2 separate regions of the Homo sapiens genome follow, and region 1 is linked to region 2. A link is a loop called in an ENCODE intact Hi-C map of the cell type or tissue named here. Cell type or tissue: Caco-2. All regions are shown on one strand. Links, peaks and the distances in the headings refer to the core of each region. The heading gives the core; the rest is flanking DNA.

The links. Hi-C counts contacts between places; a loop is a spot of excess contacts. Peaks named below come from ENCODE experiments on the same cell type or tissue, not always from the same donor. Only the 100,000 strongest peaks of a DNase experiment are listed, where the experiment ranks them.
Region 1: it touches region 2 in a loop (6-fold over the local background); 1 of 110 quality-filtered maps calls a loop at or near these places.

Annotation. Positions count from the first base shown.
Region 1 is chr16:80,923,751-80,939,519 of GRCh38, reverse strand. No RefSeq gene overlaps it. Among named protein-coding and RNA genes, the nearest start is that of ARLNC1, 39 kb to the right of the region's middle. In Caco-2, for the core only: no CTCF peak of the experiment used is centred there; DNase peaks (open chromatin) are centred at 7,169 and 7,219; H3K4me3 peaks cover 1,382 bases.
Region 2 is chr16:80,815,379-80,831,147 of GRCh38, reverse strand. ARLNC1 (androgen receptor regulated long noncoding RNA 1) reads left to right here. Exons shown (of 3, transcript NR_131948.1): 3 at 391-2,413. Among named protein-coding and RNA genes, the nearest start is that of CDYL2, 19 kb to the right of the region's middle. In Caco-2, for the core only: a CTCF peak has its summit at 6,192 (motif pointing right); a DNase peak (open chromatin) is centred at 6,177.

The DNA.
Region 1 (15,769 bases), core at 5,797-8,296, 110 kb before region 2:
CCAGCCTGGCCAACACAGTGAAACCCCATCCCTACTAAAAATACAAAAACTAGCTTGGTGGCAGGCTCCTGTAATCCCAGCTACTCAGGAGGCTGAGGCAGGAGAGTCGCTTGAACCCAGGAGGTGGAGGTTGCCGTGAGTCAAGATCGCACCACTGCACTCCAGCCTGGGTGGCAGAGTGAGACTCCGTCTCAAAAAAAAAACAAACAACAAACAACAACAACAACAACAAAACACAAAGCCTGGGGCCTAAGTCCCTGTGCATATCACATCAAATTGGGTTCAAATAGGCTCAAACTCATTTTAAACTAGTATTTAACTTAGTATTACCAAAACCGTGGGGCTGACTTCTCACAGATTCAATGCCAGTGAAGACATGTTTAAGCCCATGTTCCCTAATTTCCCTTCTTGTGAGCCGGAAAGAAATCCAGGACCTTCTGGATACTGAACTCATAGTGGCCTTTCTTTGTCTTCAACCTCAGACAGAATCTGCAAGTGGAAAACCCCAGGGACGTTTAGATTTTAGAAGTTAAGTCTACTTTGTTCACTGATTCACCCCCATCCACCCCTGCCAAAAAGAAAACACCTGAGAAAAAAAGATTATGCTTATTATTGCCTTCCCATTTATCAGTCGTTACAGTAGATGGCAGGACCATTTGCCCCAGGGGATTGAAATTACACACCTTTGGTGCGTCATCGGACATGCAAATCTTTCTCATCAGTGTGAGGTTTGGCATGGAAAAGCAGTCACTTCTGCTGCCCCATGCTGTTTTCGGCTCCAGGGAGGACACATATACTTTTCTAAAATGCTTCTTTTTCTAATTAAAAAGTAGCACAATCACTCAGTAGAAAACAGAAGAGGATATTACTCATAACCCAATGCCCAGAGACAATGATTATTCTTACGATACACTCGTCAGGCATCCCCCGGGGTCATTGTATTCTGATCTTTTGTTAGGTCCCTGTTTGGGCTCCAGATGTTGGAAGCTCTGGCTCTCAGGACATTGTTTTTGCCACTGGAATTTGGCCTGTCTGCAGCTGAGACTCCGTCTTTGTTCAATTCAAGAGCCTGGGAACTTTATATTCTCTTCCATTCGCCCCACTGGGGGGCTCCCTGCTGTGAAAGGCAGATTTATCCTTAAGTCCCATTGTTCCAGCACTTGTTTCTTGGTACGACCGATTATGTTATTGTTTGCAACTATCTTCTGCCTCTGTCTGAGGGTATTACACGTCCAACACCGTTTGCCACGTGACTTCCAGGAGCAATCCAGTAAGGGGAGTATGTTGGCAGGTTTGGCCTTGTGACTCGCTTCTTCCAATGGAATGTGAGCGGACATGATTTATGCTGTCTGAGCAGAAGCTTTCAATGAGATTGCATAGTTTGGCTTGGCCTCTTGCCTTACTGCTTTCTGCTGTAAGCTCCACAGTTCCCAGATGATGCTGCTCTTTCAGCCTGAGTCCTGGAGTGAGAAGATGGGAGCAGAGCTAAGCAGAGGCAGCTGAGCTGCAGACTTGAGTGCAAGAATTAAACCTCTGCTGTAAACCACGGAGAGTTTTGGAGTCTGGGTTACAACAGAATACTGACTAACACACTGGTTCTTTACGTAAGCCAGGAGGAGACCCTACATCTCCTGGGGCAAACATGCCTCAGTGGAGGCATCAAAACTGCTTCCAGCTCCCTCCTTAAACTGAGGCATAACTTCACCCTGCTTTCACTGACAGGATCCAAATATTGACGTGCATTTTCTCATGTTGATGGAGGCTGAGTTGGAGCCCTACCTCCTGAGTTCTCTGCCACTCACCTCTGTTTGACCTTGGGCAATTTCTCTACCATTTTGTTCCTTATTCTCATTTTGGCAAAGAATACCTACCTTTTGGCAATGAACACCTACCTCATTTTGGCAAAGAATACCTAAGGTAGTTAGAGTATCCCTAAGGTAGTTAGTTATTCCTCTAATAACTACTAATAATAACTCTGAGGTAGTTAGTTATTTTCTAACTGCCTTAGAGTTTAGATTTGAAGAATAAATGTAACAAATGGCAGCGACGATGTTTATCGTTCTCTCACTCCCGCCCATGGATGGACTCTCACTGTCCAGGATGTTGTGTGGGAAGTTCACAGAATGGAAGCTCTAGAATGGAAACTTCTAGAAAGGAGCTGGAGGCCTGGTGCTGTTGGCGCTTCTGCTGCCCAGCTGTCACCTCTTCTGGTTTCTCATGGACTTTATTCCCTCCTCCTGTAGAGGAGCTTCCTCCAAGGCCACAGAGGCAGAGGGCTTTCTGTGCTGTCTCTGTTCACAGCAACACAGGGGAGAACTCTGATGGGCCTGACTTGGGTCATATTGCCATCCCTAAGTCAATCCCTGCGTTCAGGAGGGTATCCCAGCCAGTCGTGCCTGGGCTCACACACCCTGTTGTGAAGGGTAGAGTCAGAGTCTGTTGGTAGAAACATCAAGAGAGCAGCACGGTACTCAAGGTTACCACAAAGACCAGTGCGTGATCACTAAAACTTAGACGTGGCTTGCGGTAGTTGGTGGTAACATGAAAAATGCATGGGTTTGGAAAGCAGGCAACTGTGTGACCCTGAGAAAATGTCTTCATCTTAATATACCTTGATTTCCTCATGTAGAAATGGAGATGATAATTTCTCTCTCTCAGGTTTATGATGATGAGATTAGGTAACGTATGAAAACGTCTGGAGTGTAGGCTTAAACAAATCCTAGTTATTATTCCCCAAGATTAGTTATACTTGAACCCAGGCCTGCCCAAGCAATCACTTTTCAAGCGTTTATTATTTTCATTTACACCAGTAATCCACAGCATAGTTCTTTAGTTAGTGGGCATGGGGCCAAACTATTTCATGGGAAATGCTTCAGAAAGGAGGCATTTCCCCACGCCTGTCTCCCAGCATCTGACTTTGCAATGAGAACCACAGCTCTCAGGTGGACCCAAGTGCTCCCATCAGTAGCTCCCTGTATTCTCTTCCTGGTGGTGAGCCACCTGGGAACCCAGATTGTCAGAGGGTGGCAATGAGACTGAGATATATGCAAGAATTTGGGTGGTTTTAAGAGACTGTCTCAGCTAGGATGCCTGAAACAATTTCACTTGTGACATTAGCAATTCTTAACCTACTAGGTGTAATGAACCACTTTGAGAATCTGAATGAAGTTATAGACATTCTCCTCAGAAAGATGCAGAGGTCGGGCGTGCTGGCTCGTGCCTGTAATTCCAGCACTTTAGGAGGCAGAGGCGGGTGGATCACTTGAGGTCAGGGGTTCAAGACCAGCCTGCCCAGCGTGCTGAAACCCCATCTCTACTAAAAATACAAAAATTAGCCGGGTGTGGTGGCACATGACTGTAATCCCAGCTACTCAGGAGGGTGAGGCAGGAGAATCACTTGAACCCAGGAGGCAGAGGTTGCAGTGAGCTGAGATCGTGCCACTGTACTCCAGCCTGGGTGACAGAGCAAGACTTCATCTCAAAAAAAAAATGCAGAATTAATTACACATACAATTTTAGGAGGTTCATAAAGCTCCAGGAAGCCAGCCCTGGGGCGCCAGGTGGAGACTCTATACCTGTGTTCACTTAACAGTTAACCTGGCTGGTGCTTTCGTGGGCCTTGCCAACTCTTTCTCCATGACCCTCTTTTGTGCAGGCACTCATGTCTGACCAGCCTTTCTTCTGTTGGACACATTCTATGTCAGGTAACTTAGAGTCTTGGCATGAGATATGCTCTCAATAAGTCTTTGCAATCCAGTCTTGCCTTCCAAAGGGCTATTCTGCCTCAAGTTGATCTCATACTTCTATTTTGATTCAGGACATATGAGTTTTAAAGTTTTTCTCTCAAAAGGATATTCTTATTTCAACATGCTTTAGCAGCATGAAGATTCTCTTGCTCGCAATAGATGGAAAGTCTGCATTCAAAATGGCATAGGCAGAGCCTGGTGTGGTGGCTCACGCCTGTAATCCCAGCACTTTGGGAGGCCGAGTTGGGCAGATCACCTAAGGTCAGGAGTTCGAGACCAGCCTGGGCAACATGGTGAAACCCAGTCTCTACCAAAAATATAAAAATTGGCTGGGCGTGGTGGCGGGTGCCTGTAATTCCAGCTGCTCGGGAGGCTGAGGCAGGAGAATTGCTTGAACCCAGGAGGCGGAGGTTGCAGTGAACCGAGATGCGCCATTGCACTCCAGCCTGGGCAACACGGTGAGACTCCGTCTCAAAAAACAAAACACCAAAAAAACCCCATACAAAACAGAACAAAACAAAAACAAAATGGCTTAGGCAAAAACAGGGAATGGCTTACAACTAAAAAGTTCAAGAGTCATGACTGACTTCAGGAACAGCCACCTCTGTGGGCTCAGATGCCATCAGAACTTGTTCTCACTCAAGCTCCTAACACCGTCTTCCTTTGTTTTGGCTCCATTCTCAGGCAGTGTTTTCCTCATGGGGACAGGAAGCAGGACAGCTTCCATTTAATGTTCCAAGGGCACTAACAGATGAACTGTCATCTTCCCCTCAGCTCCAAACCTGCACCTAGCAGTTCCAGGCTTATACCTTATTCACTCTCAGAAATGTGAAGAAGTTCATTTCAAACCAGTTTCCCATGATCTGCTTGGGGAAAAGCAAACCTAAGACCATCTCCTTTCCCCATCTCCAACCAGAATGTACTTAGCCATTCTTCCTTAGTGATCACTGAATGAGTTCTTACTCTGCTGGAGTTGGTGTAGTGGGTGGAGGGGACAGATGGAGACATAAGTCATTGGGTAAAGGCAGTGCAGTAAAGTCTGTGCTGCGGCAGGGATGGGGAGCAGGTATAGTAGGGAACTCAAAAGGACTGCTACATTTTGCCTGTGGGAGTCAGATGATGCTTCTCTCAACGGGGGATATTTGAGCTCATTCTTGAAGCATGAGGAGGAGTTTTCTAGGTAGAGGTGAGGGTAAGCGTCCTTCTAAGTGGAGGAAATAGCAAGTGCAAAGGCTTAGAGGAGCAAAAAAGGCAAGGAGTGTCTAGGAAACAGTGAAAGATTTCACGTAGCTAGAGGAGGGTGCTTGCGTAGGAGTGCTGGGAGATGCAAAGAATGGGGGCAGAGTGGAAAGGAATGCAAAGCTTGTTATCATGATGTGGAGTCTGGACTTCATTCAGGGGCAATTGGCAGGGTACTAAAGAGTTTTAAGCCCCTGCCATAACTAGGTAGGCATTTAGAAAGATCACCCTGACTACAATGTGGAAGATGGGTTTGGAGGGGAAAGCCCTAGAGGCAGGAGGCATCTGAGAAGCTAGTGCCACCTTCCAGGAGAAAAGGGATGCGTTGACCTGAGGCAGGTGAAGAAGGAATGGACTTGCGAGCTCTTTAGGGGGTAAAATGGACAGACCTGGGGACCAGATGGATGGGGATGAGGAAAGAAGGGTCTAGGATGATTCCCAGCTTTCTCCACTGGGAAACTGGATGAACGGTGGTGGCCTGCACTAGCTGGGAGAGGCGCAGGTTTGGAGCTGAGGGGAAGATGACAGTTCACATGTTAGTGCCCTTGGAACATTAAATGGAAGCTGTCCTGACCTCATCTGGGTTCCTGAGTCTGGAGGTGGTGGGTCTGGAGGGGCCCATGAGGCTTGTAGGCTGTGGGTGGTGGTGTGCAAGCAATGATACCCTAGACAGGGTGTCACCACTAGCAAGAAAATGCCCCATGATTGTTATTATTATTGTTATTGTTTTATTCTGTCCTTGCATGTTCCCCTCAAGATTCCAAGTCCTGAGGAAGAGAAGGTCCCTTTGGCCTGTGGGATCATGGGCCCACTCTTGACTCAGGGAGAGCAAGAAACTCTGATTTTCAGCTACCTAAGATGGCACAGTGGGGACAAGGAATTTCTCCAGAAGAAATAAATATATTCACCCTATGAAGAGGAAGTACGTGTCAAGTGACACCAAAATGACAAATATCCACTTGTTACTTTACCGTTTATTTCAGCCTCAGTTGTCCGCATGGTGAGTGCACCTGCCCCTAGCACTGCCCAGAGGCTGCATGAGTGATTTCACCTAAAGCTCTGGCACTCTCTGTTTGTATCATAGCAATCGCTTTTGAAGTGTTTATTACTTTTATTTACACCAGTAATCCACAGCGTCCTTCTTTTTATTTTTATTAAATTAATTAATTAATTTTTGAGACGGAGTTTCACTCTTGTTGCCCATGCTGGAGTGCAATGGCACAATCTTGGTTCACGGCAACCTCCGCCTCCCGGGTTCAAGCGATTCTCCTGCGTCAGCCTCAGCCTCAAGAGTAAGTAGTTGGGATTACAGGCATGCGCCATCACGCCCGGCTAATTTTGTATTTTTAGTAGAGACGGGGTTTCTCCATGTTGGTCAGGCTGTTCTAGAACTCTCGACCTCAGCTGATCTGCCCGCCTCGGCCTCCCAAAGTGTTGGGACTACAGGCATGAGCCACCACGCCCTGCCAGCCTCATTCTTTAGTTAGTGGGCGTGGGGCCAAACTATTTCATAGGAAATGTTTCAGAAAAAAGGCATTTCCCCAAGCTTGTCTCCCGGCGTCAGGCACTACGATGACACAAATCGCTTATGACCAGCGTTCACCGATGGCCATAGCCCGGTCACGATCATAGAGCACGGTTGGCCGGCTCCTGGATCCGTCATGACGCGCCGGCAAAGCAGCTTCCTCCCGAGTGGATGAACTAACATTTTTATTGAGCACACACCACGTGCCGGCTGCTATGCCAGGCACTTTCACACACGTTATTTTATTTATAATCCTCACCTTGACCCTGAGATGTGGATGGCATTTTCTCCATCTTAAAAATGAGAAAAAAAATAGGGCTCGGAAGCGTCAAGTAACTTGCCCAAGGACACGAGCGGAAAGTGGCGGAGCCTAAATGACAACCTGGGCCTGCCTGTCGCAGGCTCTTTCCACCTCGGCACGAGGAGGGCGCCCGGCGTGTGCGCGCGCGCGGCCTCCTGGTGGTTCTCCCTCTGGCCTGGTGGGAACCCGCGGGGCCTTCCCGAGAGCGGCCAGGGCCCCGGAGCCCGGCTCTGCGCAGGCCGCTGCCGAGGTCCAGTTCCCGGGGGAAGGCAGCTTGTGCTCTGGGCGGAGAGCCCGTGGAGCGACTCGGGTTTAATAGACGCGCCGGTCCTCTTCCAAGAGCCTGGAAATCTGCAGAGGGATCCCGCCTTTCCAGGGAAGCCGGGCTGGGTGAAACTGACAGGTCTTGGCGCGCGGAGGAAGGGGTGGCGGGGAGCCCGGCCGGCTCCCTCCCAGTCTGCGCTCGCTGGCGGCTCCCCGAGGCTCCGGGCTTGGCTCCGCGGTACCTCTGGCTGCAAACACATCGGCCCCAGAAAGTAGGTCAGCGTGCGGCAAGCTCTGTCCCAGGCGGCGCTGCCGACTCCCCCGCTCCCCTGGCCCCCAGTCTCCTGCAGCCTCCCCGGCCTGCGGTCGGCGCCCTTGCCCTCCCCCCGGGTCTGCAGTGTCCTCCTCTCCTCTGGCTCATCTCCTACTCGCCTCCTGCCCTCTCTTTCGCTCTCTCCGTCATTTGAGCCCCCCTCTTCTCTCTCTCGCTCCTCTCCCCTTTCTCGCCTCCTGCTCCCCCCAACTCCGTCGGTCTGACACCCTCCCCTCCTTCTTCTCCTTTCCTCTCCTCTTAACATCTTGGCCCATTCACTTCTGGTAGCAGTAGTTAATAATACAACCAATCTGTTGTCTTTTTAAAGAGATACCGTGCTTGTTTCAAAGAAATCAAAGGACGTAGAAAAGTTTACATGTGGAAAAAAAAGAGAAAAATCCCACTACTGAGAAATAGCTTTAGTTAACACGGGATGCACGCTACTCAGATATATTTTTATGTATACATAGAGTTAAAGGATATAAATATTTTATAAAAATGAGACCACAAATAGATGCTTTTTCATTAAAAGTATTCATATTAATTTAATTTTGTTTGAATTCAATACAAAAAAAACTACAGTATAGTGAAGTGGAAAGAATTGTTGAATTTTATTTTATTTTAATTATTTTATTATTATTTCTTTTGGCGATGAAGTCTTTTTCTGTCGTCCAGGGTGGAGTGCAGTGGCGCCGTCTCGGCCCACTGCAACCTCCGCCTCCCGGGTTCAAGCGATTCTCCTGCCTCAGTCTCCCTAGTAGCTGGGATTACAGGCATGCGCCACCACGCTCAGCTAATTTTGAATTTTTAGTAGAGATGGGGTTTCTCCATGTTGATCAGGCTGGTCTCAAACTCCTGACCTCAGGTGATCCGCTCACCTTGGCCTCTCAAAGTGCTGGGATTACAGGCGTGAGCCACCGCGCCTGGCCACGCCCGGCTAATTTTTTGATATTTTTAGTAGAGTCAGGGTTTCATCATGTTGCCCAGGCTGGTCTCTAACTCCTGACCTCAGGTGATCCGACTGCCTCGGCTTCCCAAAGTGCTGGGATTACGGAGTGAACCACTGTGCCCGGTCTGTACCCCTAGTACTTAGAACAGTGCCTGTAACATCGTTGACACTTACAGGTACTTACTGAATGAATAAATAATTGAACATGACTTGGAATCTTGCCTAAAAAACCTAGGCACCAACTTCAACACGGTGATCCAAGTACCCAGCTTTTCCAAATCAGTTAGACTAGGCTTCTAATGAGAAGGACGGGAGCTCTAAGACTAGAGGACTAGAGGTGTCCTAAGGCCATTAGGACTTTTTTTTTTTGAGACAGGGTCTCGCTCTGTTTTCCATCTCTGGCGCCATCTCGGCTCACTTGCAACCTCCGCCTCCTGGGTTCACGCCATTCTGCCTCAGTCTCCTGAGTAGCTGGGTCTACAGGCGCCCGCCACCATGCCTGGCTAATTTTTTTATATTTTTAATAGAGACGGGGTTTCACCGTGTTAGCCAGGATGGTCTCGATCTCCTGACCTTGTGATCCACCTGCCTTGGCCTTCCAAGGTGCTGGGATTAAAGGCGTGAGCCACTGCGCCCGGCCTTAGGCCGTTGTTAACTTCTCCATTGGTAACAATGGAGAAGTGTTTATGTAAATGTGGGGCCATTTGCAGCTCTTGAGATTAAGTGAGATCGCTGGTAGAGAATGGAGAAGAAGGCAGAATTCAAGTTTTCTTCCCTTGAGTTCATTTCTGTGCTGCTTCAATAATAGACACAGACACAGAAAAATCCATTTTCCCCACTCTTTTATTTTTGCTATTCTGATAATTTGTCCCCCTTTTAAAAATAAACTTCCCATGTCTTCCAAAAAAAATAGACCTATTTTTGATTAATATTAGGGACATCAGACCTCCACATCTATAAATTGTTAATCTGTGGAAAATCATAGGCTCTCAAGAAGAAGCAGGTTCCTCTGAGCTCACTCTCTATCTTGCACAGGATTTGCCACCGGGGAAAGGAGGTGCCAGCCTACCTTACCTGGGTGCTTCTTGGGAGGAAAGAAATGTGTCATTCTGCATCCCCTGCCTATGAAGACTAGAGACTCCATTACCTGGCTTAGTTTCCATTCAGCTGCAGCTCTCCTGAGCTGTGGCTTAGCATACCAGGTTCCCTCTGTAGAGGATGGTCCTGAATAGAAGATTGGGCTCCAAGGGCGGTCTTAGCCTTCTTCAGTCAGATATTTATTCAGTAAAGCCTTCCCTGATCACCTGGTCTATGTCAAGATATTTTTATTTCCTGCTTCACAGAACAAATACCATTTCTTGCAAGCACCTATCTCAGTTTATAATTATATATTCATTTGTGTGGGTTTTTGGGTTTGTTTTTTTTTTTTTTGAGATGGAGTTTCACTCTTGTTGCTCAGGCTGGAGTGCAGTGGCACAATCTTGGCTCACTGCAACCTCTGCCTCCCAGGTTCAAGCAATTCTCCTGCCTCAACCTCCCGAATAGCTGGGATTACAGGCGTCCACCACCATGCCTGGCTAGTTTTTTTGTATTTTTAGTAGAGACTGGATTTCACCATATTGGCCAGGCTGGTCGCTAACTCCTGACCTCAAGGGATCCATCCGCCTCGGCCTCCCAAAGCACTGGGTTTACAGGCATGAGCCACTGCACCCAGCCTTGTGTGGTGTTTTCATTAATGCTTGTCGTCACCACTAGACTATAACCTCCATGAGGGCAGGGGCCATATCTGTTTTTATTAACACAGTACTCTCAGAGTGTGTGCTTGGTAAATGTTTATTAGCTGCATAGATGGATAGGTGGATGAGCAGATGAATGGATGGACTGACAAACTAAGGAACTGAAAATGTTTTGGTTAATTTTTCTGAACTACAAAGGCATGCATCACATAAATAAAATCAGGAAGCAGACCATGTCCCCCTCATAGTGCGGCAGGATTTGAGTTAGGAAAAGACCTTGAGCTGAGGGCAATGGAGCCACCTGAAAAGCTTTCGGCTGCAGCACTCAAGATGCCAAAGATCTGGAGGAAAAGTGAACACAAACAACCCTGAGCTAAGGGGGTTTGGAAATTCCAAATACCTGGTGTGGAGATAACCCAGCAGGTGTGGAGCATCTGCGTATGGTTCACATAGACTGTCAAGGTTTAGAAAAGCTGGGCGCAGCCTGATGGGGGTCCTCTCCCAACATGGGGCTCATGGGAGGGACAGGGAGAATCAGATGAACAGACGTAAGACAAGTTCTTGGCACAAGAAGGTGTCACTAACTGAGCTATTATTTGAATAAAACACAGTCAAGTCTCCTGAATGTATTTTGTGAGCCCCGTGATGATATGGTTTGGCTGTGTCCCCACCCAAATCTCATCTTGAATTGCAGCTCCCATAATTCCCATGTGTTGTGGGAGGGACCCAGTGGGAGATAATTGACTCATGGGGGCGGTTTCTCCCATACTGTTCTCATGGTAGTGAATAAGTCTCACGAGATCTGATGGTTTTATAAGGGGAAGCACCTTTTGCTTGGCTCTCATTCTCTCTTGTCTGCTGCCATGTAAGACGTGCCTTTCACCTTCTGCCATGATTGTGTAGCCTCCCCAGCCACATGGAACTGTGAGTCCATTAAACCTCTTTTCCTTTATAAATTACTCAGTCTTGAGTATGTCTTTATCAGCTGTGTGAAAACGGACTAATACACCCTGACAGCCTCTTTTCATATCTTTGGCCTTCATATCTTCCTTGTTAAGGTGTCTGGTGTCCCGCATTGGCAGCCAAGTCTTAAGCTAGCTATGGAGTATGGGGTTGTCCTCATGGATTTGGTATTCTCAGCCTAACCTGAGGACACTAACTGGGCAGTGTGACTTCCTGAGCCCCATCGGAATGCAGAGCTGCTGAAGTGGGCCCCGCGATAGTTTGGGTTCCTGGAATAAGGAGTGGAGGGAAGGCCTTATGTGTTGGCAGATGCTGCGGGAGGAGCCGGCTCAAGCCCACATGCCGGTGTGAATCCACAATTTAGTTTTAGTTTTAGGTGATTTTTTAAAATTCTTGATACCATGTAGATAAAACAACAAGTTGTTTAGCTTTTTCTCTTTGTAACCATTTGCTTCAGAATTAGGTAAGACTCAGAATCCAAAACCCAGTACCCAAGCAGAGAAACAGCTGATTACTAGCATGGAGATTTTGGACAGGGACACACACTTTGCAGGGAACCTGGAAACCAGTCACTAATGACAGAAGCACCATCTGCATTCACCTCCCCACTGATCACCTCCCGCTGGATGTCCCACAGAAACCTGGACCTCAATATGTCAAATATTGAACTTATGACATTCTCTGGGGTCCCCTCTCTTAGTGGCTAACACCACCATTGTTTGTGTTGAGAATCATGCATCTCCTTCAACACTGCCCCTTCCTCACCTCCACATGCATTCCGTGATTGCGTCCTGCTGGTCCTGCCTCCTGAGTGCCTCTCCGAGGCATCCCTTCTCTCCTCCTCTCCACCCACCTCTGGCATCTGTAGCCAGGCACAGGGATTGCATTTGTCTCCCTGCCTTCATTATCACCCCTTCTCAAATCCCATCATTCCACAGCCACTGACGGCCCACATTCTCTTAGGATAAAGACACTTCATGACCTCACGTGGGTGAGTTATCCCAGCTCTATATTTCCCTTCCTGGTGACCCAGGCTCCAGCCAGGATGAACCTCCTTCATTCACCTCCTCCAACACGTGGGCCGCTCTCTGCACTGTCCCTCTAACCTGTCCCCCCACCTTGTTCCCACTGCCTGGGCCACAACACATGGGCCACTCTCTGCACTGTCCCTCCAACCCATCCCCCAACCTTTTCCCATTGCCTGGCTAATTCCTACCCATTTTTTTAAGTCTGGGTAGACAGCACTGCTTGGTCCCCAAAGCTGTCAGGGGGCCGGGAGAGGTGGCTCACGCCTGTAATCCCAGCACTTTAGGAGGCTGAGGCTGGTGGATCAACTGAGGTCAGGAGTTCGAGACCAGCCTGGCCAACATGGCGAAACCCTGTCTCTACTAAAAATACAAAAATTGGCCAGGCATGGTGGCGCGCACCTGTGGTCCCAGCTACTTGAGAGGCTGAGGCAGGAGAATCGCTTGAACCCGGGAGGCAGAAGTTGCAGTGAGCTGACATCATGCCATTGCACTCCAGCCTGGGCCACAGAGTGAGACTCCGTCTCCAAAAAAAAAAAAAAAAAAGGCCGGGCGCGGTGGCTCACGCCTGTAATCCCAGCACTTTGGGAGGCCGAGGCGGGTGGATCATGAGGTCAGGAGATCGAGACCATCCTGGCTAACAAGGTGAAACCCCATCTCTACTAAAAATACAAAAAATTAGCCGGGCGCGGTGGCGGGCGCCTGTAGTCCCAGCTACTCGGGAGGCTGAGGCAGGAGAAGGGCGTGAACCCGGGAAGCGGAGCTTGCAGTGAGCCGAGATTGCGCCACTGCAGTCCGCAGTCCGGCCTGGGCGACAGAGCGAGACTCCGTCTCAAAAAAAAAAAAAAAATAATAATAATAATAATAATAAAAAAAAAAAAAAAAAAAAAAGCTGTCAGGGTAGGGAGCCTCCCTCCTGCAGGTGTCAGTCTGTGTTGGGATTACCTCTTCACTGTTGTAGCTTCAGTACCTAGTGTAGAGTCTGGCACATAGTAGGTGGTCAATAAATGTTTATAAAATGAATGAGTGAACAAAAACAAGAGAGAGAGTTTGGCTTGGCGTGAAATGGGCATATTAAAACCTGATAGGTTACCAGGGTGTATTAGTGAGAAATGATGACTTTCTGGCTAATGAGGTAATGGGTAATTCTAATTTTTTCGTTTCCTTTCTCTACCTCCTCTTTTCCCCCTTCTCCCCCTCCTCCTTTTGGCTTATGTATTTTCTATAACTTATGCAATCAGCATGTATTTATTTTATAATAATGTAAGAAAAAATGTCTTATTCGTTTTATGGCCACAAAGAATGAATTTTGCATTTTGCATCACAAAGATGAAACACTGAACCCTGGGGGCTGTTCTTCGAAGGTCAGTGGCAGCTCTCTCTTCTGGATGTATTTTTCCTTAGCTATATCTCAGCATTTCAAGGATTTTTAGCCAATTAAGGTAGATGTATGTGAATGAAATGGCTAAAAAAAAAGTCTCCCAAGGGCTAAAAGTCAGCAAAATAATAAATGACATTTAAAAGGAAGCAAAAACACTCTGAAGAAACTAAATGCTACATATCATGGAAAAATGAATGCATTTTGACAAATACTTGTTACAAATATGAAATTAAGGTGGACACGTCCTTGGACAGACAGGCCACAAGTGCTCCAGAGTGGAAGGAAGGAGATGCCTCCCCTGTGTGCCGTGCATGGCCATTCGCATGACTGCTGGGTTCTATTCATCCTAGAGGGTTCATAGACATGAGTTCCCACCCAGCCCGCTCCTGCCTGAAGAAGGAAGACGTTCTCCCCCAGCCCAGGTATCTGGGTGTGAGTTGGGTCCTTAGATGGGAAAAGCATGCTGGAAGTTTTATCGGAGATAGGAAAGAAAGAGCACCCTGGTTTTTTTTTTTTTTTTTTTTTTTTTTTTTAAATCTCTTGGTCTTGTTCTTTTGGATCTCGACTTCCAGGAATTGAAATGTTTAGGAAACTGCTCCTGCCCTTAGCCAATGCATTCTCGACACAGCCGCGTGTTCTACTTACCTAGTGCTGCCTACCACATTCCCCAAATTTTCGTGCTGTCAAACAAGGATTTTTAAATGATGGATTCTGTGGGGCAGAATTCTTTTTCTTTTTTGAGATGGAGTCTTGCTCTGTTGCCCAGGCTGGAGGGTACTGGTGCGATCGATCTCAGCTTACTGCAACCTCCTCCTGTTGGGTTCATGTGATTCTCCTGTCTCAGCCTCCCAAGTAGCTGGGATTACAGGTGCGCACCACCACACCCAGCTAATTTTTGTATTTTTAGTAGAGACGGGGTTTCACCATTTTGACCAGGCTGGTCTCGAACTCCTGACCTCAGGTGATCTGCCCACCTTGGTCTCCCAAAGTGCTGGGACTACAGATGTGAGCTGCTGTGCCCGGCCTGATTTCTTTTTGAAGTATAAGATGTATGCCAATTTTATTCCAGATACATGCCTATTGCAAAGCACGGTGCCTGACACATGATATTCACCCAGCAGAGATGTGTTACATGAACAAATAAGTGTTACAAGGTGCCCAGTTCACACAGGCCAGCTGAAAGCTGATTCTGGGGCTGGCCTGGAGCCCCAGTTGACCACATCTCCTAAAGGTCCCTGGGCTTCGTTCCCTTCTGCTCTCTCCTAGTATCTGCAGCCTTGATTTCATGCTTCACCCTGACCCAACCGTGCTAGGGCATTAAAGAGAGGTCCCTGCCCGTCAAGGCTGGGTGTTAGGTGGGAAGCAACGCCCCCTCGCGGCTAGCGTGCTGGTGGCTGTCACAGATCTCAAAAGGAAGACACCTCTGGGAACCAGAGTTTAGAGATCCAGCTGCCCTTTCCCTTGACATTCATTGAGATTCATTTCCACCCTCAGGGAGTCTGGGTTTTATTGGTATTTGTGAAGGTTTCTTTGTATTACGGTTGGCAACTAGGGAAAGATGTCATCACACAAATAAGCTTGCAAAGAGCTGAGTGGAAAATGTTGCAAATATTAAGAAAGTGACTTTTTGGTCACATTCCCCTGGCTGCCACCAGGTGAATTGACTTAGGGCAACTGTGACTTACTTTTGGCTTATAACTTCCATGAATAAAGCCCGTATAATTATGCTGTGACCCCACAGCTAATTATCTTTCTTTCACTCGCTCTGCTCTGGCCCTGTGGTCTCTGCTGATCTTCAAAGCCATGCAGAAGGCCCCACCATTAGGGCCTTTGCACTTTCTGTCCCCAACTGCTCTTGACCTAGGGGTTTTCACGGCTCACCTCCTTCTCTCCTTCAAGTCTTTACTGAAAGAACATCTTCTCCACAAGGCCTTCTCTGACCAACCTGTTTAAAATTGCAAGCTCCCTGCCATGGTAGGCTCCAGACCCCTCCAAAGAACTTAGCTCCTTTTAAAATAATGTGTTCATTGGCCGGGCCTGTTATCTCAGCACTTGGGGAGGCCAAGGCGGGTGGATCATTTGAGGTCAGGAGTTTGAGACCAGTGTGGCCAACCTGCAGAAACCCTGTCTCTACCAAAAATACAAAAATTAGCCGGGCATGGCAGTGCTTGTACTTGCAACTGCTTACGAGGCTGAGGCCTGGGCAACAGAGCAAGACTCTGTCTCAAAAAAACAAAAACAAAATGATTTTTTGCTAATTGTCTGACTGTTCCCACCAGACGTCATGCTCTAGGAGGGTAGGAATTTGTGTCTGCTTTCTTCACTGC
Region 2 (15,769 bases), core at 5,100-7,599:
ACAAGCTCTGAACCCAGCCAAATCTGTTTTTGAACTCAAGTTCCACTTATTGCTAGCTGTGTGATATTGGGAAATTCTTTATGTTCTGTAACCCTCACCTCCCTCATGTGTAAAATGGAAGTAATGATGGTACCTGTCTCATATGTGGCAACTACGTGGGGCAGCACACTCAAGGAATGAAGGAAGTTTCAGTGAATGACAACTTTATAAAGACAGTGTTGAGGCAGCCCAGTGCAGCGGTTTGGGAGCCAGGAACAGCGTGTGGGCCGGAGTGTGGCTGCAGGACAGGAGGTCAAAAATAAGGGTTGAGGGTGGAATAGGAAGACCCCGGAACGTCATCCTGGGAGCTTGAGATTTTATTCTACATTTCTCTTGTTCTTAACTATTTAGGGTGATGGATCTCTGCAGTAAGTGGAAGAGTTCTTCATGGCCCCCAAGGTTATATCCATCTAGAACTTCAGCACGTAATTTCATCTGGAAATAGTGCCTTTGCGGATATAAGTTAGGTAAAACTGAAGATGAGATCATACTGGATTAGGATGGGATCTAAATCCAATGAAAATGTCTTCATAAAAAACAGGAAAGAACCCATAGAAACACAAGGAAGAAGGTCATGTGAAGATGGAGGCAGAGATTGGAGGGATGCAGCCACCGGCCCAGGAATGCCAGCAGCCACCCAGAAGCTGGAAGGAAATGAGGGATTCTCTCCTAGAACCTTTAGAGAGAACATGGTCCTGTGAACAGCTTGATTTTGGACTTGCCCATAGCTTGTATACTCTTACTTTGGATACAATTTTATCCAAACTTGGCTAAACAGTTTCTCAGCCTATGGAAAATTTAAAATGGAGAAGATTCAACTCGATTCTTACAGATTCAAAGCAAGAAAATGATGGGAACATAGGAGGAGACCAAGAAAGCCTATAAAAAGCAAAAATATGAAGTGAACATTGTGGTAGCTTTAAGATGTTTAGTGTAGCTGCAGGCACCCTATACACATGAAAACCCCCAAGGGGAATCCCCATATCACAGTGTAGTGTGATATTTGACATTCGTGATCATCTAGAGATGTACAGAAAAGGTGAATCTGTGTTCTGTATATTCTGCCTAAGGCAAAGAAATGTTTAGCTCTCTTTAAAATAGTTCCATAATTTTTTCTAAAAAGCTTTGCTTGAAAACTGTAAGCTTCCCATATCTGGAGCATTTCACTTTAAATATTTGGATAAATATGTTATCTTCTTACTTGGACATTTCATGTGTTTAGGGATTGTCTTCTAAATTCTTCCTAATTCATATAGCTGCTAACACTTCCCGCAGAGCTAAACCATTACAGATATGAAATAAAGACCTATTGATTTGACTTACTTTTACTTGTAAAACCTTCTGAGTGTTATAACCTCATTTAATCTTTCAGCATTTACAGTTTCAAGAGTTTGTGTCACAATTAGAAGAATTCAGCTGCACCTCCAAGTGACAGCAGTTGCTCTGGTTGGTGGGTGATCTCAGGAGGCTTGAGAATTGCTTTGTCTGTGAGGGAAGTAAGACATTTTCAGAGCCCCACTTTAGAAGGTGTGAACTGGCTAGATAATGAACCCCAGGGCTAACGCTGCTATAGCAGTGGGAAGGAGGTGATGGGTTTTCAGTTTGGACCTCAAACATCAATACCCTCCTGGTACGGGGAGGAACAGAGTCCCTCCTTTACTTCTCCATTAGAAAGAATGAGATGGCAAGACAATGAAACAGGCAAAGTGAACAGAGATGCAAGACAAAATTCAGGTGAGAGAGCCAGAGCATCACTCAGCCATTCCTGACATGTAAAACAGGCAACTAGAAATTTGCAGAAAGGAAGCGAAGTCTCCATAAAGATGTTTTTAAAGTGAGCTTGAAGTATTTGGAGACAATTCAGTGTTACATAAAATCTGCAAATCTCTGGATAAAGAAGCAGAGATCCCAGCATGGGACAAATGGAGCCTCAAAAGTGGGAAGAAGACAGAGAAGACCAGGGCAGAATGCATCTCTTCCTTTCTCTTGGCTTTCCTGGATAAGGACTGCATCATTCCTGTGGAAGGACAGGCCATCAGCTCCGAAACACTGTATGTATTTTCCAGTATATACTGCTAGCTGTGTGATGTTGGGAAAATTTGTTACCCTGTCTAACCCCCACTTCCCTCATCTGTAAAATGGAAATAATGATAGTACCTACCTATCTCATAGGTGGCAACTACAAGGGGCAGCACACTCAGGGAATTAAGGAAGTTTCAGTGAACATCAACTTTATGAACACAGTGTTCATAAAGGCAGGTCAGTGCAGTGGTTTGGGAGCCAGGAGAAGCACGTGGGCCGGAGTGTGCCTGCAGGAGACAAGGTCAGAGATGTTGCTAATAATGGAGAATAAAGGATGCATTCTCATTACTGACCTTGGAGTCGTTCATTCATTCCCAGAATGTGTTTTGTCAGCTTACTAAAACACTAAGTTAAATAATCCCAGGTTTTGTTTATTATAGATACTAGGACTTAGTGGACCCAAGGTTAATGACATCCAGAGTAGACAAACATCAAGTGTGTACTGCTTCTGTGCCAAGCGTCCTTCATCTAGATGTCCATGGATCATATTTGGGAGGAATGAGGAGTTCCTGGAAATTTATATGAAATTCAGTGTAGTTGCACGTGTGCACTTTCATGGCCAGCCAACCAATAGCTTTCACTATGTTTTCCAGGATCTGTGATCCTAGTAGGGATAAACAACACAGCCTTTTAGAATACTCTCTTAAAATTTTATTATTGCCATAGTACATAAATAATATGATACTGAAGTTGTCAAAAATGCATATGAACAAAACGAAAAATTATTAATGCCAAAGACTAGTTATTCCTACAGATGTTAAATATCAAAAATTATATATGTATAAAAATACGCACACACAACTAAAATACACATTAGATATATATACAGTCATGAAGCGCTTAACAACAGGGATATGTTCTGAGAAATGTGTCATTAGATGATTTCATCAATGTGCAATTATCAGTGTACAGTATTTATGCAAACCTAGATAGCATATGTAGAGTTTTATTTATCAACATTTCTTCACATGGAAAAACAACTGTTTCAGCACCATTACTGAATATCAATCATTTCCCCTACTTGATCTGCGGTGCCAATATCAAGTACCACATATCAGGTTTCTATATACGCTCCATAGTAATCTTATGGGACTACCATAATACATGCAGTCTGCTGTTGGCTGAAATGTCATTATGTAGCTCATGACATGTTATATATACTATATATTCTTAGAAAAAATAATGGTATACAACAAAATATTGGTCAACTGTTTTCCCATCTTGAAAAACATGCATGCCTTTTCTTACAAATAAATACACATTTACATAATCATCCTTAACAGCTGTAAATGTATAATAATTTAGTGAAGCATTTAAGACTTCTCTGGATTTTTCCTTATAAATGGCACCAAGATGTATAATACTTTTTGCCCACTTATCCAATTATGTTTAAGGATAAATTCCAGGAGTAGCCTTCCTGAGCCACTTTTTAAGTCTTTCGATGTTTTACCCAGTTGCTTTTTGAAACATTTTATATCAATTTATACCTCAAGGACAGTGTAGGAGGGTGCTTCCTTCCTCTTTTCTATCCCTTAGCCAAAATTGGGTATGATCATACTTTATATCTCTGTTAATAAGATAGTTAAAACAGCAGTCTCAATATTTATTTCAATTTCTTTGGTGGTTAGCCAAATTAAACACATTTTAACGTTTTTTGTGGCTATTTTTATATTTTCTGAAACTTGTCTTTATTAATGTCCTTAGCACCTTAGGACATTCATCTTTTTTTTCACTTGTAAGAATTTTTTACATATGAATCCAGCAGCACATATGCTGCAAATAAATTTTTTGGTTTGGTTTGTGGTTGACTGAGTATTTGTAGAATGAAAATTTTAACCTTTTATGTAGCCAGATCTTTAAACTGTTTCATTTAAGTGTTGCTCTTTCATGTTATTTTTAACTAGATATGAGATTTTATAAATATTCATCAGTGTTTTCTTCTAGAGACTTCATAGTTTCATTTTGACACTTTATCTAATTTCTATTTTTATATCACTCAACACTTTTTTTAGGTTGTGCATGGTAACAAGTGATCCCCAAATTTCAGGGGCTTATAATAATAACGATTTACTTCTCACTCACTTTACATGTTAGCTGTAGGTTACCTTTGGTGCTATTCCAGTTGTGCCTCATTCTGTGACCTAGACCGAAGAGGAAGCCTCTACTCTGAGCTCCTGGAAGAGAGACAAAGAGCAACAGTGGGAGCGTGCAATGGCATATAGAACTTCTACTATACTGGGGTATTTGTCACTTCTGTTCACATTTCATTGGCCAAATTAAGTCACATGGCTAAGCCTGATGTCAATGAGGCATGGAATTGTAATCTCATTGAAAAGGCAGCTCATAATTCAGAACTAAGTACAATCTACCTTATTTTTAGAGTAGGGCCTAACTTTATATTTTCCCAAATACTTAGCTAATTGCTTCAATACTATTTGTTAATAACCTGATTTTTTACACTACTCTGTGATACCACTTTTATCCCATATCACATTCTAATAGGTCCTTCTTCCTGTTCCTAAACTTTGTGTTGGGTTTCACTGAGCACCAGGACAGTTAGTGCTTTTTAAGGCAGATAGGGTAAGGCCCACTTTATTTCCCTTCATTTAAAAAGAGTCTTGGGGCCGGGCACGGTGGCTCATGCCTGTAATCCCAGTACTTTGGGAGGCCAAGGCGGGTGAATCACTTGAGGTCAGGAGTTTGAGACCAGCCTGGACAACATGGTGAAACCCCGTCTCTACTAAAAATTAGCTGGGCATGTTGTTGCCCGGCTGAGGCACGGGAATCACTTGAGCCTGAGAGGTGTAGGTTGCATTGAGCTGAGATCGTGCCACTTGCACTCCAGCCTGGGTGACAAAGTGAGACTCTGTCTCTAAATAAATAAATAGTCTTGGGTATTCTCTATTTACTATTCTAGTTGAATTTTTGAAAACCTGTATTCATTCCAAAAAAAGAAGCCCTATTGAGATATAGGTTGGAATTGCACTATATAAGTGGATTAATTCGGAAAAGAACTGATTTGTTTGCAATATTGTCGTTTCATCCATGAATATAGTATGCCACTTTATTTGTCCATGTCTATTTTTTATTTTTCTTAGAGTTTTGTAGATTTTTAGAAGCGTGTCTTAAGCTTCAGATTTATTTTTTTCAAGAAAAAATAAGTTTTTGATACTTTTGCAAAATTAGTTTCCCCTGTGATATTTTATAAGTAGTTGTAACTGGTTATTTCATTCATAATTTTTTTTACAAGAGTAAGAAAGATTTTAGAAGGAGGGGGAATCTTACTGATATTTATGAACTTTTCCTCTAACCCTAGTGCAGTAGGATTGTTCAACCAAGAATACAGTTGAATTTATCAAAGGCTTTTTTTTTGTCCTTAAAGCTCTTCACAGGATTTTTTGCTTGTTTCTATTATTAAATTATACTGATGATTTTATAATATTGAACTATCCTTGCATGTCTAAAAATAATGCTGACTCGACAGTGATATTCTTTGAATATGCAGTTGTATTAACTTGCTATAATTATTTGGATGACTTTTTGTATCTATATTTAAATTTTAATTTGTCTTCACATTTCCTTTAGGGATATTTTTGTCAGCTTTTTCTGTGGTATCAGAGTTATACTGATTTTATTAAATTAGAGAATCTTCTTTTTAAAATAACATTTTCGAAGAGTTTGGAAGATATAGGAATTAATTGCTTTCTTAAAAGTATTCAATTGATCCTAAACCATGTTGGGGAGAACTTGTTTTCTTTTTACTTCTTACATGGCCATTTGGATTTTTGAGTTTTTGAGTCAAATTATTAATAAATGATATTGAAGCAATTAGTTAAATGAACTCTTGAGTCAGTTTTAGCTATTTATAATTTCCAGCAAAATTTTCCCGTTAGTCATAATTTAAAAATTGATTGACATAGCCTCTAAAGTATCTTGTACCATTTAAAATATTTCAGAAGTTGTAAATTAAAAACAATATTGAAATTTCACTTTACAAGGGTTTTAAGGTACGAACAAAGGCAGAGCAAAGGTGTCAACTCCATCTGCTACCAACAGATGGCGATACAGTCACTTTATGTTACTTTAGATTTAAGAACAAATGGACTGAAAACCTTCCAGAACCTGATTTCTTTAGACCTTTTACCATTCCTAACATTATGTGATTGCCTTGCTTCTCTCTTCCCTCCCTCCTTCCTTCCTCCTTCTCTTCCTCCCTTTCTTCCTCCTTTTCGTCCTCCCTCTTTTTCTCTTTCCCTGTCTTCCTTTCTCTTGTGTAGACTTGGAATGCATTAGTCTTTTCAAAAAATTAGAGATTGGATTTGTTTTTTGATTTATATTTGTTAATTCCTGATTTTTAAATTTCATATCCTTTTCCAGCTTTTTAAAAAGTTAAGTGCTTAGTTTATTTTCCATATTATTTAATAATGAAAGCATTTAACTCCGTAAATAACTCACTGATTAACACCTTGACTGTATTCCATTGGTTTTGATATAATCTGTTTTCACTGTAATTAATGTCTAAATAAGGTCATTGCAATTTTGTTATCTTCTTATACATAATTACGTAGGACAGAATTTGTTTTATATTCCATGAAGGGAGGTCTTTAATATCTAACTCCCTATAGTTATGAAGTTGTATAAGGTAGCAAAGTTGTTGTAACATGAAAGGTTTACTGATGAATTAATTACTTATAAAATTGCTCTTATCTTCAATGTTTCTTGACCAGTAAGACCAGGGCTTATACCTGTTAATCTGGTCATATTTCTTTGTCTAGTAACCGCTAGTTGATTTATGCATATTTTTCTGACAAAACATAGCAGACACATTAGATTTGATTAAAAAGAGATCCTGTAGAATTTTATGAAGTTGATGAAAGTGATGTTGGAGAACTGCTGGAATCACTCAAATTTCTTTGATAAATTAGGATCTGGCAGAATGCAGCTAAAAGAGAAAAATCTACAAAGATGATGACATGGTAGCTTCAGAGAAGAAATATCTAAATAGAAAATCATTAAAAGGACCTTTGGGAAACTGATAAAGGCTTTGATATTTCTTAAGAAAAATTACTCTTGATTATTCAAATACGAAGGATGGCTGTATCCTGAGCTCCTAAATTTTGTCAGAACAAATATGCCAAAAATCAATGTTTAATTTTTCCCAGCACTTTGGGAGGCCGAGGTGGGCAGATTACTTGAGGTCAAGAGTTTAAGACCAGCCTGGCCAATATGGTGAAACCCCATCTCTACTAAAAACACACACACACACACACACACAAAAGTTAGCCAGGCTTGGTGGTAAGCACCTGTAATCCCAGCTACTCAGGAGGCTGAGGCAGGAGAATTGGCTTGAACCCAAGAGGCGGAGGTTGCAGTGAGCCGAGGTCACGCCACTGCGCTCCAGCCTAGGTGACAAGAGTGAGACTTGGTCTCAAAAAATAAATAAATAAATAAAATGTTTGTTCTTTAATTTTATTATATATGCAATAAAATAGACTCCCTGTGATAATTTTTTGTTTGAATTTTCAAGGTAAAGTTCCACTCCAACTTTTTTTTCACATTATAAAATTTTGAACTTCCTTATAAGGGGATTTGCTTTGAAAGGATTATTCTCAGAATCTATTATCCTCAGGCAATGCCTGTAATTTATTTATAGTATTATTGCACTTTATTATGTGTTCTGTGTCAGTGGTCCACAACCTTTTTGGCACCAGGGACCAGTTTCATGGAAGACAGTTTTTTCATGGACGGGTGGGAGGAAGGGATGGTGTTGGGATGATTCAAGAGCATTACATTTATTGTGTACTTTATTTCTGTTATTACATTGTAATATATAATGAAGTAATTATACAACTCGCCATAATATAGAATCAGTGGGAACCCTGAGGTTGTTTTCCTGCAACTAGACAGTCCCATTTGCTGGTGTTGGGAGACAGTGACAGATCATCAGGCATTAGATTCTCATAAGGAGCACGCAACCTAGATCCCTCAAATGTGCAGTTTACAATAGGATTCGCCACTATGTTGCCCAGGCTGGTCTCAAACTGTTGGCCTCAAGTGATCCTCCCACCTTGGCCTCCCAAAATGTTGGGATTGTAGGCATGACCACTGCACCCAGCCCAAAATTCTTTGTAGTTTTTGTTTTTAAAATTAAACTTTCAAACTTTTAATATTCTAGATTATATATATATATATATATATATATATATATATATATATATAGTCTAATTGACCTGCCTAAAACAGAAATGGTATGTTTGAGTTTTTCCAAATTACAGTTTTTGTCAGTTTTTCTTTGTATTGCTAACATTAAAAAATGTATTTAAATGGAATATTCTGAGGAATAGAACAACCCAAAAAAGTTATTTATCTTACTTTAACTTTTAGTAGCAGTTAGCATTAGATGTTTTACATGATTTTTTTTGAAAAGCTGTGAGCATTGATAAGTATTTGCTGAATAGTGCGTCGTATCCTTATTTTGAATTATGACTCTTATTCTTGTAAAATGTCCCCCTTTGTTCCATTTAGTGTTTTTGTCTAGATTTTTTTTAATCTAATATTCATTTTACATTTGTACCATGTCTCTTACATTTCTTGTTTTTTAAACATGTTATAATCACTTTTGTATTTGTATTTTGTGAAAAACATGTTGTTTCTGACCCATCATAATTTGGGGGCCTAATTTAAGAATCTTTGCCTCTCTCTGGGCATTTATCCCATTCACCTTGGTCCTTATGATAGATATTGCCCCTGCTATCTTAACTCATGTTTTTTGTTAACTTCTTGCTGTCTCCTTTATTTTCTACCTTAAGCTGTGTAGAGTATAATGACTTAACTGTTATATTTGTCGGTGTTTTAGAGGCTAATATAGCACGTAAGTTCTAGTAATGAATTATCTTTGGTGTTTTAAATTTGTTTCTAAGATCAGGAGCAAAGCAGTTATGTTTGGGCTCCCAATGCTCTGTCTTCTATGTGAGAGAAAGTATTTAGTATAATTCACTTCCTCCTTCTTCACAGATCTTGGTACCAAATTATTATTACATCGTTACTTTCCCCTTTCCATTTTAAAACTAGACTTAGGCCAGGCACAGTGGCGGGCACCTGTAATCCCTGCTACTCGGGAGGCTGAGGCAGGAGAATTGCTTGAACCTGGAAGGTGGAGATTGCAGTGAGCTGAGATCGTGCCACTGCACTCCAGCCTAGATGACAGAGTGAGACTGTCTCATGCTAACAAACAAACAGAAAACTAGATTTAAAATGACTGAAGTATTTTTACCAGTTTCAGTATTTATTGCCGACCCATTCCTAAGATTTAAATTTTGATTAGATCATACAATCAGGCAGGTTCTTTTTCAAGAAGGGCACATGAAAAGTATATTTTCTGAGTTCTTGTTAATATGAGAATGTTATTGTGTTGTCTATACATGTAAATGACTACTTTCTTTGTATAAAATGGTTACAGGTTTAAACTGTTAAAACTTTAGCTCACCACTTTCTTTATGATATCTTCAGATTTTGCTTTTGTTGTATTTTTTCTCTTTAGTCATAATTTTTATCTTATCTTTGTTCTCTAATCTCCATTTTCCATAATTATCATACCTTCCTTCTTCATCTTAAAATCTTTGTCTTTTTATGCTAAATTCTGAGGGGCAAGGGGAAAGGGAGTATTCTGAAGTTTACTGTCCACGTCATGTACTGTCAATTGTCTACAATGTTGGTTTTTTTGTTTTTTTTTTTTTGAGACAGGGTCTCACTCTGTCTCCCAAGCCAGAGTGCAGTGGCACAATTTCAGCTCACTGCAACCTCTGTCTCCCAGATTAAAGTGATTCTTCTGCCTCAGCCTCCTGAGTAGCTGGGGTTACAGGTATGCACCACCATGCCTGGCTAGTTTTTTTGTTTTTAGTAGAGACGGGGTTTCACCATGTTTGCCAGGCTGGTCTTGAATTTCTGGCCTCAAGCAATCTGCCTGTCTTGGCCTCCCAAAGTGCTGGGATTACAGGTGTAAACCACCACGCCCAGCCTTACAATGTTGATTTTAATTTTACTACAGCATTTAAAGTTTCCTTGAAATCTTTTCTGTCATTCACATTAAAAAAAAAATCTTTCTGTTGCCTATTCATCTCAATCTTATGACTCTCTAGTATTAGAAAAGCTTATTATTTTTTGTTCTTTTTTGAGAATCTCAGCTAGGTTTTGAAATTTTTCTTCTAGATTTTGGAGTAGCTTATCTTTAGAGGTAGGCTGTTCCTGACTTTCTTATTATTTAGTAGGTGTGTCTTTTCTCAGATTAAATTCCTTATTTTCCCACTTACCTTGTGCTAAAGAATATTGAAATTACAGCTTTGTAGATAATTATACATTCAGAAAAGTGTAATAATTCACTCTTAAGAGAAAAATATTCTTCTTCTTAATATGTATTTTTAGCTATACTGTTAATTTAGATCAATAAAATAAACTTTTTTCCAGAGATAACTTGGCCTTTAATGGTCTTCCACCTATTCTGAAGAGTCAATTTATGAAAATGCTTTTATTGTTTTTTTGTTGTTGTTTAAGAACCTTGGTTTAAAAACAATGTTATTTCTTAGAATATTTTTTGATTTACAGAACATTTGCAAAGGTAATAGAGAGAGATCCATATATTGCTCAGTTTTCCCTATTATTAATACAATACATTAATAGGGCACATTTGTCATAATTGGTGACCAACATTGATACATTATCATTAACTAAAGTCTGTATTTTCTTCAGATTACCTTAATTTTTATCAATATTCTTTTTTCTGTCCCAGGATCCCATCCAGGATCCCACATTACATTTGATTGACATGTCTCCTTATATTCCTCTTAGTTGTGACAGTTTCTCCGACTTCCCTTGTTTTTGATACCCTTGACAGTTCCGAGGAGTACTGGTTGTATATTTTGCAGAATGCCCTTTGGCTGAGATTTGTCTGATGTTTTCCTCATGATTTGACTGGGATTATGGGTTTTTGAGAGAAATATCATTTTTATCATGTCATAACAAGGGTACATGCTGTTCACATGATTTGTCACTGTTGCTGTTGGTGTTGATCACCTGGCTAAGGTAGTGTTTGTCAGGTTTCTCTAAAGTAAGGTTATCACTGCTTACCCCCTCACCCTTTCCATACTGTACTCGTTGGAAGGAAGTCACTATGTGCATCCCATTCTTAAGGAGTGGGAATTTATGCTCAATCTCCTTGAGGCGGGAGCATCTATATACATTACTTGGAATTCTCCTGCACAGGAAAATGGTCTATTCTCAACCATTTTCTTATTTAGTTATTTCACTATTGAATCATAAATATTTATTTTATACTTTGAATTTAATCCAATACTACTTCATTTATTTTGACTCAAATTGTCCCAGCTTCGGCCACTGGCAGCATTTTCAGTTGGCTCCTTTGACATGCCCCCATCGCTGTGGGTTTATTTATTTTTGAGCACTTCCTTATTTTCTGGAATCATAAGATGTTCCAGGCTCATCTTGGATATTTCCCATCCTAGTCCTGGAATCAGCCATTCCTCTAAAGCAAAAACACTCTGGTTCTTTTTACTGGAGAACAGTATTAGAAATCCGGATCTGGGCAGTGGGTTTCCTCAATGCTACTGGGGTGTTGTTACTTCTAGACCCTCTCAGTTGACAGAATAAGGAAATGTGTATATACCTACCTGCATATATATACATATTTTTATACATAACTATCTGTATCTATATTAAGTGGAATATGTTCACACTGACATCTCCAGCTCCAGTCCATTACCACATGGATTGTTCTAGCCTCCTCCCATCACTTCTCTGTAGACTGCTTTTCCAGAATCTTGCTTTTAAAACACATTTCCGGCCAGGGGCGGTGGTTCACTCCTGTAATCCCAGCATTTTGGGAGGCTGAGGCGGGCGGGTCACGAGGTCAGGAGTTCGAGACCAGCTTGACCAACATGGTAAAACCCTCTCTCTACTAAAAATACAACAATTAGCCAGGCATGGAGGAGTGTGCCTATAATCTCAGCTACTCGGGAGACTGAGGCAGGAGAATAGCTTGAACCCAGGAGGCGGAGGTTGGAGTGAGCCAAGATCACACCACTGCACTCCAGCCTCGGGGACAGAGTGAGACTTCGTCTCAAAACAAAAACAAAAACAAAAACAACCAAATGCTTAGCATGTCAGGGTGGAATAAGACAGATCAAGACTCTGTCTAGAAAAAAAAATTAAAAAACATTGTTTTTATATGTTTAAATAACATTATGTTCGAATGCTATAAATATATCTATGTTTTAAGTGTGTATGTATTAAAGGTTCGTTGCAGAACATTTGGAAAATTCAACAATGTCTAGGGTAGAAAACCCAAATCTCTTTCTAGACTCAATCACTGCTAACATCTTTACACATATGCACACAATTCTATAAATAAAACTGTGGTGATACTAGACATACTGCTTTGTAATCTGCTATTTCTACTCAACAAGATATAAGGAACTTTACCACCATGTCATTAACTATTTTTCTTAAAGGTCATGATTTTAATTGCCTGCAGAATATTAACCTTTAGTTTTGAACACTTGAGTTTTGATGTTTTTTGGTATTAAAAATAACTATAATAAATACTTTAAAACATAAGTCATTATGCACATATCTGATATTTTTAGTTAGACTATTTTGTGGAAGTTAAGTTACTGGGCCCTAGAGTAGGAATATTTCAAGGAGTATGATAAACAATTCCAAATTTCCTTTCAGAAAAGAAAGCAGTAATTTAGCTTCCTTCCAAAATTGTATATGAGCCATTTTCTCTACATCCTTAGCAACACTATATATTGAAATAATTTTTAAAAATAATTGATTAAAATGACATTTCAGTGTTGTTTTATACTGAATTTCTTTTATTACAAGTGTGTTTGAATAGCCTATTTCGTAAGTTCATTGCCCATGTGTATTTCATTTCTATATTTCCTGTTAATGCTGTTTTCAGTTTTTTTCTGAGAGTATTTTAAAAATTATTTCAAAATAGCACTTTAATTTCAAAATAAGTGTGTACTCAATAGAGAAACTTTAAAAAAACACAGAAAAAGACAAAGGAAATGTAATTACTTATGATTCCGTTACCCATTCTTACTTGATTGCTGTCATTTTCACTTTGATGTGTGCTGAGGTCTGAATGTTTGTTTCCCCTCTGCAAATTTTTACATTGAACCCTAAGCACCAGTGTGATGGTTTTAAGAGAGGCACCTTTGGGAGATGATTAGGTCACCAGGGTAGAGCCCTCATGAATGGGATGAGTGCGCTTATAAAGGAGGCCCCCCAGAGAGCTGTCTTGCCTCTCCATCATTCCAGGATGCAGAGAGAAGGTGTCATCTGTGAACCAGAAAATGAGCCCTCCCCAGTACAATCTGCCTTGATCTTGGACTTCCCAGCCTCCCGAACTTTGAGAAATAAATGATGTTGTTTACAGTTTACCCAGTCTATGGTATTTTGTTATAGCTGCCCAAATGGACTAAGACAATGTGTCTATTTAATTCCAGAAATTATATTTTATAAATGGTTAATTGGGAAAATGAGTCTCTAAAATGGTTATAAAAAGGTCAGTCTGCCTTGATCTTGGACTTCCCAGCCTCCAGAACATTGAGAAATAAATTGTGTTTTTTACAGTTTACCCAGTCTATGGTATTTTGTTATAGCTGCCCAAATGGACTAAGAAAATGTATCTGTTTATATTCCAGAAATTATTTTATATTTTATAAATGGTTAATTAGGAAAATGGTGTACCAGACTCCTTGTTTTGTAGCCTGTTTATCGATCACTCAATCATTATTATTTCCCCAGTTAATACAATAGTCTTTTCCTACTTTGAAGGAAGGTGCTCTTGAGAACGCGTATCTACGCATCTTTTCTGTGGCCTGCCTTCATCAGGATATCTGACTGCATTCAACAGGACCCAAGTCTGAACCATCTCCTAATTCCATGGCACCATTCTCTGTCCATGAGGATTTCTCTACAGGATCAGCCTCCTGGAATTGCCAGCCATAGTGTTCCCTTGAGTTGCTGTCACTGCCAGTCTCAGCCTTGGGGACAGTGGGTAGGAGGCATGGTCACTCTCAGCTTTATTACCACATTCCAAGCACATACACAGCTGTCTCTGAATTTTCCACAGCACAACTGAGATATGACTGTAACATTTCACAGAACTTGTCTAAAGTTCTTGACATAAAACAAGAAAAACTGAACACAGAGAAAATTAAAACCAGTAACTGGGTTATTCTCTGAGTCCACAGGTTCAAGTGCCTCTGTCTGAGTCCCCAGCCAGCACTTCCAGGGCCACTTCCTAGATGGGATGACCCTGGTACAGTCTGCTCACCCTCATTTATTTGCTGGTGGCTTCCTCTGATGCCCTTTTCCGTGGTGGAGCTTCAGGTTCCCGCCCCTCTGCAAATTCTCACTTGTCATCCCCAGATTGGTTCCCACCAGGATGATTGACAGTTGCAGAGGCCACACTTCTCAGAAATAAAAATAAGCCTAACGCCCTGCCCACAGTGTTCTTTTGGACACTCTCTCCGAACAGATTGTAACGATCAGGCACCCGTACGTTTTCTTCAGTCAAATTACTCAGCATAAAATTGAAGTCCCCCTATAGGCTAGCAGAAACTCAAAAAGACACAGGCATAAAGCTAATTATTGCAGTACTATTTGTAATTGTAAAAGGCTGTCCATCAACAGGGGACTGGTTGAATAAACTATGATACAGCCACATCATGGGGTATTATGCAGCTGTTGGAAGGAAGAGTAATTCTGAATAATGTTAAGGATGATCTCTAGAATATACTACTTACTGAAAAAAGCAAGGTAGAGAAAACTGCATAGCATGCCAACTTTTTTCTAAGAAAAGGGGGTATATACATGTATGTGCTTATTGGTTTATATTAAAAATTCAGTAAAAAACCATGAAATAGAATGGTTACCTACAAGGGGAGTGAAGGAAGCTAGACTTCTCTAACTATACCTTGTTTGTCGATTTAATTTTGGAATCATGTAAATGTTTCACACAATTAAAAAATTAACAGTTAAAATGTAATCCCTAAAAATCAAAATGAAAACAAGTGAATCTAAGCACATAGTGAGTTGGTGATGCAACCAAGCATGAAGTTGTTTCAAGGGACTTTAAAACAGTCATTTGACTGGACATCTTTTGTGGGATATACTCTAAGTTCCAAAAGAACTACAAAACATTTTGGGCTTTGTCCACTGGAAACAACTAGAAACAATGATCAACCCATAGCCACAACCTGGTGTTCGCTTCATGGTATCTTAATATTTCTCAGTACAAGGAACCAGGAATCATTGGTGAAATGTTAGACCCTAAGTCTGGTGGAGGAAATGGTCAAGATGAGTCTGAGTATCTTATACTAGAAAGCAAGGATGCTATCAAAGGCTCAGGAGCTCCTGCTACCCAAAGCAGGAGCAATTTGGGCAATAAGAAGAGGAATATCCATGTCCCTGCAAAAGACATGATCTTGTTCCTTTTTATGGCTGCATAGTATTCCATAATGTGTATGTACCATATTTTCTTTACGCAGTCTATCATTGATGGGCATTTGGGTTGATTCCATGTCTTTGCTATTGTGAATAGTGCTGCAATGAACATATG